Linked DNA regions of Homo sapiens: regions 2 and 3 are each linked to region 1. Evidence: chromatin contacts called from ENCODE Hi-C or POLR2A ChIA-PET data. All regions are on one chromosome and are shown on one strand. Each heading gives the region's core, a stretch centred on a gene start or an enhancer-like site at or near the end of the contact. The rest is flanking DNA. Distances are from core to core; before and after follow the strand shown. Region 1 holds the start of RRAGC (Ras related GTP binding C). Region 2 overlaps INPP5B (inositol polyphosphate-5-phosphatase B). Region 3 overlaps MACF1 (microtubule actin crosslinking factor 1).

Region 1 (4,360 bases), core at 1,149-3,648:
GGGGGAAAGCTAACATTAATTCTACCAAAATCTGCTTTAAGATTATAAAAGTCTTACAGCTAAAGCTTAAGAAGTCTGGTTTATTCAAAAATTACTTGAATGCCTACCTCAGGCTCTGAGGAGTAATTTAAAAAGTGAAACAGACTGGACTCTGCCCTCACTGACTTTGCAGTCTAAGAAGGGCAGTAACTATACCAAGTAGAAAGTGAAAACGTCCAGGGGGAGGCCACGGGGACTGACAGGGAAAAGATAGCTCTCATGAGAAAAGAAACGTAAAGGCAATTGTTAAGAGTCACAATAATCGGCCCGGGTGCGGTGGCTCACGCCTTCAATCCCAGCACTTTAGGCGGCCGAGGCGGGCGGATCACTTGAGGTCAGGAGTTCGAGACCAGCCTGACCAATATGGTGAAACCCCATCCCCACTAAAAATACCAAAATTAGTCGGGCGTGGTGGTGCACGCCTGTAGTCCCAGCTACTTGGGAAGCTGAGGCAGGAGAATCACTTGAACCCAGGAGGTGGAGGCTGCAGTGAGTGAAGATCACACCACTGCCCTCCAGCCTGGGCGATGAGCAAGACTCCATAACAAACAAACAAAAAAAAAAGGATCACAATAATCACAACCTACACAGTTCTAACATAAAACTACTTTGCCTCTTACTGTCTAGAAGAGAAAAGTGAACAATTACTCTCAAGGTTTTCTCAGTAACAAATGTGAATAACTGAAATTAGTTTACTAAAAACCTACAGTCAACGTACCCAAGTTTTGCTGTAGAGGTGAAAATCAAGGTAAATAAAACACAGTACTCCAGCAAACCTGGAAGAACGCTGCTTTTTAAAAAGATCCCATCTACAAAATATCACAGATTCAGAAAGAAAAAAAAATCACAGATTTATTTTGGATAGGCCTTTGCAACAGAGTGGAGAGGTGAAAAGACCAGGTGCCTGCTGATACTAGTTTTATTACCAGCTCACTCCGCGTATAATGGGTTTGGCTGATGGAGGAAGTCAACCTTGCCTCTATTTAACCCTCACTAAACAGTGTAGGCCAGCGTGGTGACTCACACCTGTAATCCCAGCACTTTGGGAGGCCAAGGCGGATGATCACTTGAGGTCAGCAGTTCGAGATGACCCTGGCCAACATGGTGAAACCCCGTCTCTACTAAAAATACAATAATTAGCCGGGCGTGGTGGCGCGCGCCTGTAATCCCAGCTATTCGGGAGGCTGAGGCGGGAGAATTACTTGAACCAGGGAGGTGGAGGTTGCAGTGAGCCGAGATTGCACCACTGCATTCTCCAGCCTGGGCGACAGAGCGAGAGACTCCGTCTCAAAAACATAAACAAACAAACGTGTACAGCCCTCCATTTGTTCATGAAGGCCCAAAAGTGAAAACAAACAGACTAGGTCTGCAAAATATTCTCAAAGTCTCAGATTTTTAAAAACACACCCCTACAGGGGGAACAGCACCAGTAATTACATTCACCAGGCCACAACTACTGAAATGGGTGCAATCTCACTACCCAATTCCCAGTAATGCTACAGCGAAGTCTCCTTCACATCAGTAGCGAGAATTACAACGCCCAGTGTCTTAGTCACAACTCTTCCTGACGCTGCTCCCTGGGGCTCTGCTGGGAATCCCGAAACACTCAGGTCACCTGAAGTGAGAACAAATCAAAACGGGCCAGGGGAGGGAGTCCACGAAGTTCTCCAAGTGAGAACTGGAGAGTACGTCTCAGTTTCGTAAATGACACAGGAGCTGGGTCCCAGGGGGCGGAGGTCTTGGGCGGTGCCACCGGGCACCTGCCTCCCGGCAACCAGTTTCGCCTTCAGCGCTCCACTTGGCTTCAGCTGACTTGGGCGTGGACACAGAGGTCGGGGTCCCCGCGCGGGCCGCGCCTGTGCGCTCGCAAGAGTGGAAGAGAAAGTGCGGAGGGACGGAGCGCAGGCGGGCCCCGGCCGCCGCCCTCCCGGGCGTCCCCGCTACCGGCCACCTGAGAACCGGGGAGGGGGCGGGGGACTGGGCGCAGCCCTGCTCACCTTCTGGATGGAGGACTTGCCGCTGCGCCGGAGTCCCATGAGCAGAATCCTCGGCTTGGAGCTGTCAGCGCCCCCCGGACCACAGCCACCGCCTGCCCCTGCCCCAACCCCTCCGCCCGCCGCCGCCGCCTCCTCTTCCTCCTCCTCCACGCCGTAGCCGAAGTCCTTTGGAAACGAATCGGCCGCGCCGTAACTGCCGGCGAGGGGCGTCTCCTCCGCCCCGTACTGCAGGGACATGGTGCTGGAGCCGCCGCCGCCCGCGCCCTGACAGGCCAGGCCAGGCCGAGCCAGGCCGCCGCCTCCCCAGTCCGCCTCCGCCGCCGCCGCCACCACCGCCACCGCCCCCGGCAGCCGCCACAGTCCGGCCCGCCCCCCGGAGCCCGGCTCTCATAGGCCCCGAGCCGAAGCCCAGCCGCTTATTGGCCGCCCGAGCTGCTACTCGAGAGCAGCAGGGTAGGTGGTGCCCCGTCACGTGCCGGAATCACCTGACTCAGAGCCGCGGAGGGGGGAGGAGGAGTCACGAGGAGGGCGGCCCGGCCGCGCCTCTAGCCCCGGCTCGGGCCCTCAGCCCTCCGCCCCGGCCCGCATACAACGCTGTCTGCACCGCTCCCCTGCCTTCTTCCGGGCTCCCAGAGCACCGCTATGGAGATGCTCTCCCGGCATTTGAGGAAGAATTGATTGTCCTCATCCTGCAACTGTACTTGCCCAACCGATATTTATTGATGCCTGCAGTGTCCTGGGTGCCTACCAAGGGGCACAGAACTGGATCCGACGCAGACCCTGCCTGCCTTCAGGTTGCTTGAAGATGAACAGAGAGATCGGACCTCTGCGTAAGTAACCTCGCTACGAAATATTATGTGGGAAGGTCACGGATAAATAATGCTCGGGAGTTGAATGAGAAAGCGTCTGAGCAGATCTAGGTGGATGGATAGATTGGGATGTGCAAAGGTATGGGGGAGCCAGCCACACTGAGGGCAAACCTCAACCAAGGCAGAGTCATGGGTCACCGTGATAGTTTGTTCTAGCAGGTAGCTGGACCCTGATGGGAAAGCAGATGCAGCCAAGCTAGAACATCTTATCTTCTTTCTTCAGTAAGTCGCCGATAGTGGATACTGCTGCCACTTCAAACCCAACGGGACTCAATTTGCCCTCCTTCCCGCCTTGTCAAAGTCTACTCTAGGAATTCCATCCCCCATAGAACACTGCCTCTTCTATGACCTCGTTCAGATTAGAGACCAAAGTATTGAATAATGAAAGCAAACAAAAGCAAATGCTTGTCACCAAATATGTCCGAGAAATCTAGAGGAATTTTTATTTTTGATAATCAGGCTCTAGAACTGGAAGTTTGAGAAGAGGATCCTCTTAAAGCACAGCCCTATACACTTTTTAAAGTACAGGAGTGGGGGTGCTCCCAGCCCTCCAAGGAGACTGACTTCTTGATTATGAAGGAAAAATTCGCACATGCGGGCAGGTCTGGGACTTTGGTTTTGTCTGAACCCAGAAGTTAGAGGTAGGATACACCCTTAGAGGTCATCTAGCCCAACCTCTCACCTAAAACGAACCAACTCTATAGTGTCTAATAGACATGCAGAATGCACTTAAATAGTTCGAAGGTAAAAGAGCTCACCATCTCGAAAGGCAGCCAACTCCACTGTGGTAAACCTTTGTTTAAAAATTGTTAAAGCCGGCCGCGCGGTGGCTCACGCTTGTAATCCCAGCACTTTGGGAGGCAGAGGCGGGCGGATCATGAGGTCAGGAGATCGAGACCATCCTGGCTAACATGGTGAAACCCCATCTCTACTTAAAAAAATACAAAAAATTAGCCGGGCGTGGTGGCGGGCGCCTGTAGTCCCAGCTACTCGGGAGGCTGAGGCAGGAGAATGGCTTGAACCCAGGAGGCGGAGCTTGCAGTGAGCCGAGATCGCGCCACCGCACTCCAGCCTTGGCGACAGAGCGAGACTCCGTCTCAAAAAAAAAAAAAAGTCTTAAAGCCAAACCACACTCCCTGAAGCCTATAATAGAATAAAATAGGAATAGTCTTCACCTTTTTCATGACAGCCCTTCAAATACCAGATTGCAGTATTCATTACCCACTAAGTCTTCTCTGTTCCTTGCTGAACATCCTCAGTTTCAACCATTCCTATCGTGCTGTTCAATACAACTGATATACATGATAGACATGTTCTTTATCTGCACTGTCAAACATGTAGCCGCTAGTCCTATGAGGAATAAGCACTTGAATTGTTGCTAGTGTAACTGAGGAATTTTTTTTTTTTTTTTTTTTTTTTTTTTTGAGATGGAGTCTCGCTCTGTCGCCAGGCTGG
Region 2 (4,360 bases), core at 915-3,414, 930 kb before region 1:
ACCTCTGCCTCCAGGGTTCAAGTGATTCTTCTGTCTCAGCTTCCCAAGTGGCACGCAGATTACAGACGCAAGCCACCACACCTGGCTAATTTTTGTATTTTTAGTAAAGACAGGTTTTCACCATGTTGGCCAGGCTGGTCTCAAACTCCTGACCTCAGGTGATCCACCTGCCTCAGCCTCCCAAAGTGCTGAGATTACAGGCCTGAGCCACTGTGCCCAGCCAATGCAGTTCTTATCAGGAAGAAATCCCCCTAGGATAGACCCTGAAGACAGCAGCCAGGTTCTCAGTTCTCAGAGGTGAGCATTTACCATTTCTTTTTCTTTTTTTTTTTTGAGACAGAGTCTCGCTCTTGCCCAGGCTGGAGTGCAGTGGCGTGATCTCGGCTCACTGCAACCTCCACCTCTGGGGTTCAAGCGATTCTCGTACCTCAGCCTCTTGACTAGCTGGGACTACAGGCATGTGCCACCCTGCCGGGCTAATTTTTGTATTTTTAGTAGAAACAGGGTTTCGCCATGTTGACCAGGCTGATCTCAAACTCCTGGCCTCAAGTGACCCGCCCACCTCAGCCTCCCAAAGTGCTGGGATTACAGGCATGAGCCACCGCTGCTGGCCAGCATTTCCCATTTCTAATTGTATTTCCCAAATGAAAGCACGTCTAAATAATTAGCATTGCTTAAGTCCTGTGTGACTTTCCAGGAGGCAAACATTCACTCCCATTTTAAAGACATAAGAGGAAAGTTGAGACACACGTTTAATATCGTACAAAGAGGTCAAGCGCGGTGGCTCATGCCTGTAATCCCAGCACTTTGGGAGGCAGAGGCGGGAAGATCACTTGAGGTCAGGAGTTTGAGACCGGCCTGGGCAACACAGGGAGATCTCGTCTCTAAAAACAAAAAGAGGCTGCGCATGGTGGCTCACACCTGTAATGCCAGCACTTTGGGAGGCCAAGGCAGGCTGAATCACTTGAGGTCAGGAGTTCAAGACCAGCCTGGCCAACATGGTGAAACCCTGTCTCTACTAAAAATATAAAAATTAGTCCAGGCATGATGGCTCACGCCTATAATCCCAGCACTTTGGGAGGCCAAGGTGGGCAGATCACCTGAAATCAGGAGTTCAAGATCAGCCTGGCCAACATGTTGAAACCCCGTCTTTACTGAAAATACAAAGAGTAGCCAGACATGTTAGCACATGCCTGTAATCTCAGCTACTTGGGAGGCTGAGGCAGGAGAACTGCTTAAACCCAGGAGGTGGAGGCTGCAGTGAGCAGAGATCACACCACTGCACTCCAGCCTGGGTGACAGAGTGAGACTCCGTCTCAAAAAAATAAAATAAAATAAAAATAAAAATAAATAAAAACAAAAAGAGAAAGTAATAGTGCACCAAGGAACCATGAAGAAAAGAAAAAGAAAAATGTCCAGGCCTCTTGACATCCACTTTGTTTAAATTCTCATCATTGGCATTCCAAGAAAGAAAGTCTCTTCTCATTCATATTTGCTAGCTTCAGTTCATGTATGGATCACCAATAACAAAACTGTTAGAGCGTAATTTATTTTATATATTTATCTATTTAAATTTAGAGATATCACTATGTTGCCCAGGCTGGTCTGGAACTCCTCAAGCAAGACTCCTGCCTCAGCCTCCGAGTAGCTGGGACTACAGGTGCGCACCACTGTGCCGGGCTAACAGTATATTTTAAGTAGCAAAGAAAAACATGCAAGTCAGCTAGCATCTATCCTCCAACAGTACAGTATCTTTCCTCTAATAAATATATTGATGCCTCCCTCTTCCTGAACTGTCCCTCCCTGAGGATTTTTCTGTTCAAAGCTCCACTTCTAACTGAGTGTTTGTGGGTCACCTCACTTGCTCTCAACAATAACTGCAGAATTCCAAAACAAACTGTTTTCAGAAGAAAAAAAGAATCTTTAGGGGGTTCTCTTGTACTAGAAACATAAAACTGGATTAAATGGCCCAAAGAAGGAAAATGGAGAGGGGAACAACAAAAGGAAGAAGAAAAACGAATACAGTTCTCTTTTGTTTAAGGAAACAAAGTGACTTAAAATAAGTTACTTAGGAGCCTGCAGAGCTTCCCACAACGGTGGAAATGATGGGCAATATTTGTTCTCTAAGATAAACAAAAGCAAATTTATTTTCTCCATGCTAAAAGGATATGTTGGTCACACAAGTTTTACCTATTAGTACTGACAAAACAAGATGAAAGAGAGAGTGAGAGAGAAAACCACCCCGGGGGCTATTTTGCTAACATGCTCTCTGGCTTCTACTCTGGTAAACTAGGTTACCCTTTATGTTACCCTGAGATATAAATAGCATTCATTTCCTTTCACTGGCATGACAGACTTTAATACTTTGTTTCCTGGGTCCAGAAGAAAAAATACTTAAACACATCCCCTTGTAAATTTGAGTTACTACAAAGCTGGTTCATTTCTTTTTTTTTTTGAGACGGAGTCTCACTGTCGTCAGGCTGGCATGCAGTGGCGTGATCTCAGCCCACTGCAACCTCCGCCTCCCAGGTTCAAGTGATTGCTTCAGCCTCTCAAGTAGCTGGGATACAGGCGCACGCCACCACGCCCAGCTAATTTTTTATATTTTAGTAGAGATGGGGTTTCACCACGTTGGCCAGGATGGTCTTGAACTCCTGACCTTGTGATCCGCCCACCTCGGCCTCTGAAAGTGCTGGGATTACAGGCTTGAGCCACCACACCCGGCGAAGCTGGCTCATTTCTAATCAACTTTGGATTAAAAAAAAACAAAATGTATTTGCTATTACTGCTTTGTTAAAATAGCCCAGAATGGCCCCTGTGGGACTTCTGAGTAGCCATTTCCTTTTTAGTGCATAGTTCAAAACCCTCCAGAACACAGCTCCAGGTTTTGCATGTACCCAGGATGCAATGCAGGTGAACATTTTACAGACTGACTTGGATAAGTACTGGGCCCTGTACAGGATCCTCAATGGGGTTTTCTGAATAAGAGCAACTTCAGTTGCTAGATGGAAATAATGAGGTATTTCTCCCAAATCAGACTTCACTCTTTTTAAGGAAAGAAAAAGCTGCAAAAGGAAGTTAACAGCATCCCTGGTCATCTAGTGGTTAGGAAGAAAAAAAAAGAAAAGAAAAAAGATGTTAAGAACAGTGAGGCCAGGCGCGGTGGCTCACGCCTGTAATCTCAGCACTTTGGGAGGCCCAGGCGGGCAGATCACAAGGTCAGGAGATGGAGACCATCCTGGCCAACAAGGTGAAACACCATCCCTACTAAAAATACAAAAATTAGCTGGGTGTGGTGGCGTGCAGGTGCATGTATGTAGTCCCAGCTACTAGAGAGGCTAAGGCAGGAGAATTACTTGAACCCGGGAGGTGGAAGTTGCAGTGAGCCAAGATCGTGCCACTGCACTCCTAGCCTGGTGACACAGCAAGACTCCGTCTCAAAAAAAAAAAGGAGCAGTTAAATAAGTGCAGGAGCAGAAAGACTCCTACCAATCTACCGATTCAACTACCAATCTAAAGTCAGTGCAAGCTGGGCTTGGCAAGAGAATCACGTGAACAAGCTGCCACTCAACCAAAAGCATTACCTGACTTCAACACCACAAGTTACCTCCTAGACACTGGTCTGAACCTGAAGACGTGGATTCCAGTCTGAAACTAGCTCCATTTCATTTTTCTTTTTCTTTCTTTTTTTTTTTTTTTGAGACAGAGTCTCGCTCTGTCACCAAGGCTGGAGTCCAGTGGCGCAATCTCAGCTCACTGCAAGCTCTGCCTCCCAAGTTCACGCCATTCTCCTGCCTCAGCCTCCCGAGTAGCTGGGACTACAGGCGCCCACCACCATGCCCGGCTAATTTTTTTGTATTTTTAGTAGAGACGGGGTTTCACCATGTTAGCCAGGATGGTCTCAATCTCCTGACCTCGTGATCCGCCCTCCTTGGCCTCCCAAAGTGCAGGGATTACAGGCGTGAGCCACTGCGCCCGGCCTCATTTTTCTACTATAATCTCTACCAAGCTCAGCCTAACACTCCTGAATTCAGCAGAGACAAATCAAAGAAAAGAAAGGACATTTTGAAAGAATCATCAAAGATCATTCCTATCTCTATTAATGCAAAGGCAAAGAATGAAGACCAGATTCACCTATCCCCCAAAATGCCTGGGCCTCAAAGGTGCTCTATGCCCTTGGCTCACGCTACAAGGAACACTGTCCTGCTGGGCCAACCCTATACTCTCTTACCTCTATCTACGTATTATCAGACCCCTCTCAGTCAGACTGCCAGCTCCTGAGGGGTGCCTTTGTTTCTCCTGCCGTGAATCAAAAACAGCTTTTTTTTTTCTGAGGGGACAGAGTCTTGCTCTTGTCACC
Region 3 (4,360 bases), core at 1-2,500, 550 kb after region 1:
ACTAAAAATACAAAAATTAGCTGGGCATGGTGGTGCACACCTGTCATCCCAGCTACTTGGGAGGCTGAGGCAGGAGAATCACTTAAACCTGGGAGGTGGAGGTTGCAGTGAACCGAGATCGTGTCACTGCACCCCAGCCTGGGTGACAATGTGAGACCCTGTCTGGAAAAAAAAAAAAATTAACAACAACAACAAAAAAATTTGGAGACAGGATCTCACTCTGTCGCCAGGCTAGAGTGCAATGACACAATTACAGCTCATTGTAACCTTGAACTCCTGGGCTGAACGATTTTCTCAGCTCAACCTCCCAAGTAGCTAGGACTACAGATGCACATGCCTGGCCAATTTTTTAACTTTTTGTAGAGACGAGTGTCTTGCAATGTTGCTTCGGCTAGTCTTGAACTCCTGGCCTCAAGGGATACCCCTGCCTCAGCTTCTCAAAGTATTGGAATTACAGGTGTGAGCCATTGAGCCCAGCCAGAATTTGCTTCTTTAGAGTCCTGCCTTCAGCTCTCTACTTAGAAATATTTGTCTTTGCCATCTCTGTATATCTGAAATCCTAATGAGTAAATGTGATTCCCTCCATAAAGCCTTCTCTGATACCTCCTGCCTTCCTTCTTCCCACCCTTCTGTCAGGTCTTTTCTAACTTGCAAAGCCCCATGATTTTGTCATCACCATGGTTTTGGTGACCATTAGTCTAAAAAGAGGGATTAATACACTGTCTTTTGGAAAGTCTACAGGCAGGAAAGGGCTTACAGGGGTCATGAGAGTTCCTGCAGAGTGTGTGGAAAGTTTTCTCATGGGTTCACGAGTACATGAGAGCTCAAATAGCATCAAAATCCTTAGTATCCCACTTAAAGCAAACTTCGTGTCATGCTATGTTGCTTTATGAGCCACTCCGTAGCCATGTTTATAATAATAAAAGTACCAAAGGATGGCAGTGACTGATGCCCAACAGGTACAGACTAATACTGTGGAGTTTCTACTTGCTACTAAATAATGCTTGTAAAATCTAAAGATCCTAAGATGAAAGGCATTGTGTAGATTTAAAATGAGCAAGATCCAACCAGTCCTCTGTATCCTCTTCTACTCAGAATTAGTCTTCCAAGAGAGAGCACCCATCAAGGTGGGTGATAAGGCATCATAGAATCTAGGGAAGTGTGAATCTGGGGTCTCCAGATTGTCCCAGAGGGCTGGCATTTTAGGTCTGGAGCAGACAAGGGCAGGATGCCAGGTCCAAAACTTGGAAAGGGAGCTATGTTAGGGTGTGAGGAGACTCCACCCGGCTGTCTTTCATTAGGAAGACTGCAGGAAGGAGCTGGAAGGGCCAGGATTTTTCTTTCTTCTAAGTTCACTGAAGGAAAATCTAACACCAAATTCTGTACTTGGGAATTTCAAAATGAGTAGAGAATTCTTTGAACTCTGTAATCAATTAACCGGAAACTCATTTGAAATTTGGCTTCAGTGCATATGTTTGTGGTTACAGGGGTGGGGGAAATATCTGAAGAGGGTCTCTGGAGCTCCCTGTATTTCTCTTTTAAAAAGTTTATACACAGCATGTGAAATGAACAGATGCTTTTTTTTTTTTGTAGCTATCAGGGCAACAAGAGGTGGAAAGCTGTATCAGGTATTTATTTCAGTCCCTGAGATGGCTATTGGCAGAGTTTCACATACCTAAACTAAGGAGAAACTCATGAACAGATAAAAATTAAGACATGGAGGAGAACTTGTGCTTCCTCTCTTGATTTATTTCTAAACACATACTGATGATTTTTTAAAAAGAGCAAAGCACTCAGAAAGTATTCTTTGGCTTTGGGTTCTGGGGTTTTTTTGGAGGTGCGGTGGGAGGATTAGATTACTATATGTAATTTCTCTTTAGGTTGTATTTAAATTTGTTTTCCTAACACCCTAATTAGAGAGAGTGTGACTGCAGATAATAAGTAATTCGAATCTGAATTTCATAGTCGTAGGAATGCTCCATTTATTTATTTATATGGATCACTGATGAGAGTAGTAAGAATATTGGTAGATAGACATGGGAGGGAATTATTTAAGAAAAGTCTGGATTGGTTGATACCTGACTTGGTGAGGAAACAGTAAAGGAATTTCTGTTCATGAAGTTTGTGATTCCACATCAAGATAATTCTTTATGGCTGGGAACAGTAGCTACGCCTGTAATCCCAGCACTTTGGGAGGCTGAGGTGAGTGGATCACCTGAGGTCAGGTCACCAGCCTGGCCAACAAGGGGTGAAACCCATCTCTACTAAAAATACAAAAAATTAACTGGGTGCGGTGGCGCATGCCTGTAATCCCAGCTATTGGGGAGGCTGAGGCAGGAGAATCGCTTGAACCCAGGAGGCAAAGATTGCAGTGAGCCAAGATTGCGCCACTGCACTCCAGTCTAGGCGACAGAGTGAGACAGAGTCTCACTCAAAAAAAAAAAAAAAAAAAACATTCTTTATAATAGAATAACCACCCATGTTTCATCCAGAGCCAGAATTCCTCAGATTCTTCCAACCAGAGGGGCCCTGGCATGCTAAACAGTCTGTTATGATATCTGAACACTTAAGTGAATGTATTTGGCCAGGGATATTTGCTAGTAAAATTGATCTTTCCTTCCCTGAGTTTTTCCAGTTGTGCTGAATAATTAAAGGAAAATTAAAACCTGGATTCCCTAAACTGTTAAGTATCAGATCTGTAAGCTGTCAGTCCTTAGGATTACAGTGTATCAGAGTTAGAAAGGACTTTAAAATTCATCTGAACAAACTGCAGAAGATTTGTAAATCTGTTTTCCCAAATCTCTGCCAAGTGATTGCTTGAATTTCTGCTCAAACACCTCCAGGGTCAGGAAAGTCACCAGTTTAGGGGACACTCTATTCTTTGAATAGCTGTGAGAAGCTCTTTGTTGGTTTTAAATCTCACATCTTAGTGTGCCAGCTTAAGGAGATACCCAGAACAAGTTTCCTTCCTCCCACGTCTCAGCCCTTCAGATACTTCATGCTAATTACATCTCCTAGAACTTTCTCTAGGTCAGACATTATTGGGTCTTGCACTGTTTGTTCTTCATAGGACAGGGTTTCTAGTGTCTTGGCAGTATACGACCAAGAGGACACAGGATTCTGGGGCAGTGCCTTTAAAAGTTTTAGAACTAAAAAATATTAAAACTAGAAAGGGTGTCAAGACACAACCTAGTCGGCCTCCCCACCCCTTTCAGTTTACAGATGGGCAGAGTCTTTTGGATTTGAGTGGGTAGAATTGATCAGCAGCCGTTGTTGAAGTGAGAAATGAAGTGTAAAGCATTTTACCAGAGAAAGGTCTTTTAGTTGCCTAATTCCGATTACAGGCTTCAGCGCACTTCTCATTTTTGCCAAGGACCAGTCTGATTCCCTAAGTAAGCCTAAGGCTCAGCTCAAGGTTTCAGTGCCAGATCTTCATACACCAGGTGTTGGTTTCACTTACTGTTTGTGTAAAGGATAGAAATAACTTTTCCATAAGTTTTGCGGTATATATTGACCACATGGTCCGACAGAGATTCCGAATTTTAATAGATGTTTTTTTCCTTCATAAAATCAGAGAATGGCCATCACAAATAGAACAGAGTATTGGACCCGTTCAGAGATGCAGCTGCCTCTGGTGGACAGTTTCCTGGGTTGCCCTTTGTACTTTCTTTGTTTAACAGTCACCAGGTGACCAAGTGGCTTTTCTAAAAGCCAAAGGCCGTGGACGACGGGATTGTGAGCGACTTTTCTCTAGTGTTTTCTATTTGAGATTTGAAATACCCATGCTTTTCATCTGGTCCAAGGAGGCTCAGGTTTCCTTGGCTGTGCGCAACTATAAAGGACCCAGGTGTTTGGTCGTAGGGCTCAGCTGTTGGCATCCCCACCTCCCCCAACACCCCATTTTCTTCCGTCATTGATACCACTCAGGTCTGTGAGCAGAGAAATCCTGGTGGGAGAATTGACCAGGACTTGATATACTTGAGAAGGGGGAGAGGGAAGGTAGAATGTGCCTAGAGTTATCCAATAACTTTGGTCTCTGAGCGTGACCGAATTCCTTTGGGACACCGGGAAAGTGCCGGGTTTAAGGCTGGAGTGTTCTTCGGTCCGGCAAGGGGCGCGCTAAAGGTGACACTGGAAGGAGCAGGGACAGCCTTTGGCGGCAGAGATGGAGCCGAGAGCGATGCAGGCGGCCTACCCCAGCCGGCGCGACCTGCCGGCACACGGGAACTCGAGTGGCCGTCGCCAGAGCCGGCTAGCTGGGGGAGCGCGGGCGCCCTTTCTGGATTCGTTCGCCTTTGGGCTGGGCTCGGAGCCGGGCCGGTTGGAGCGAGACAGGGGCGGGAGGGGCCGGGCCAGCGGG

What was found. A loop is a pair of places that touch in the nucleus more often than their neighbours do. ChIA-PET counts read pairs that join two places held with the same protein, here RNA polymerase II (POLR2A). Pooled maps may share reads with other maps.
Region 2: a map of B cell shows a loop between it and region 1 (13-fold over the local background). The contact joins the enhancer-like site here to the promoter of RRAGC in region 1. A Hi-C loop is called at or near these places in 3 of 168 maps with a recorded cell type or tissue (B cell, CD8-positive, alpha-beta T cell and naive thymus-derived CD4-positive, alpha-beta T cell), 2 of 37 single-sample maps with no recorded cell type and 9 of 50 pooled maps. POLR2A ChIA-PET finds 5 or more read pairs at or near these places in 3 of 52 experiments (GM12878, T-cell and endothelial cell of umbilical vein).
Region 3: a map of CD8-positive, alpha-beta T cell shows a loop between it and region 1 (7-fold over the local background). The contact joins the enhancer-like site here to the promoter of RRAGC in region 1. A Hi-C loop is called at or near these places in 3 of 168 maps with a recorded cell type or tissue (CD4-positive, alpha-beta T cell, CD8-positive, alpha-beta T cell and naive thymus-derived CD4-positive, alpha-beta T cell), 3 of 37 single-sample maps with no recorded cell type and 11 of 50 pooled maps. POLR2A ChIA-PET finds 5 or more read pairs at or near these places in 1 of 52 experiments (K562).

Annotation. Positions count from the first base shown.
Region 1 is chr1:38,857,374-38,861,733 of GRCh38, forward strand. It overlaps RRAGC (Ras related GTP binding C), which reads right to left and starts at 2,399. Exons shown (of 7, transcript NM_022157.4): 1 at 2,037-2,399. The coding sequence starts at 2,273. RRAGC-DT (RRAGC divergent transcript) reads left to right here and starts at 2,520. Exons shown (of 2, transcript NR_186075.1): 1 at 2,520-2,866. RefSeq lists a silencer at 1,929-2,688 and an enhancer at 2,324-2,618.
Region 2 is chr1:37,923,856-37,928,215 of GRCh38, forward strand. All of the region lies in intron 7 of INPP5B (inositol polyphosphate-5-phosphatase B), which reads right to left. Among named protein-coding and RNA genes, the nearest start is that of INPP5B, 21 kb to the right of the region's middle. RefSeq lists an enhancer at 2,308-2,547. Within about 2 kb of position 2,165, at least 5 of the 41 ENCODE cell types and tissues checked have a DNase peak (open chromatin) inside an H3K27ac peak, as active enhancers do; they include B cell, CD8-positive, alpha-beta T cell and GM12878, where a contact is called at or near this core.
Region 3 is chr1:39,404,306-39,408,665 of GRCh38, forward strand. The region is part of intron 58 of MACF1 (microtubule actin crosslinking factor 1); the gene reads left to right. Among named protein-coding and RNA genes, the nearest start is that of BMP8A, 85 kb to the right of the region's middle. RefSeq lists a silencer at 4,218-4,360. Within about 2 kb of position 1,251, at least 3 of the 41 ENCODE cell types and tissues checked have a DNase peak (open chromatin) inside an H3K27ac peak, as active enhancers do.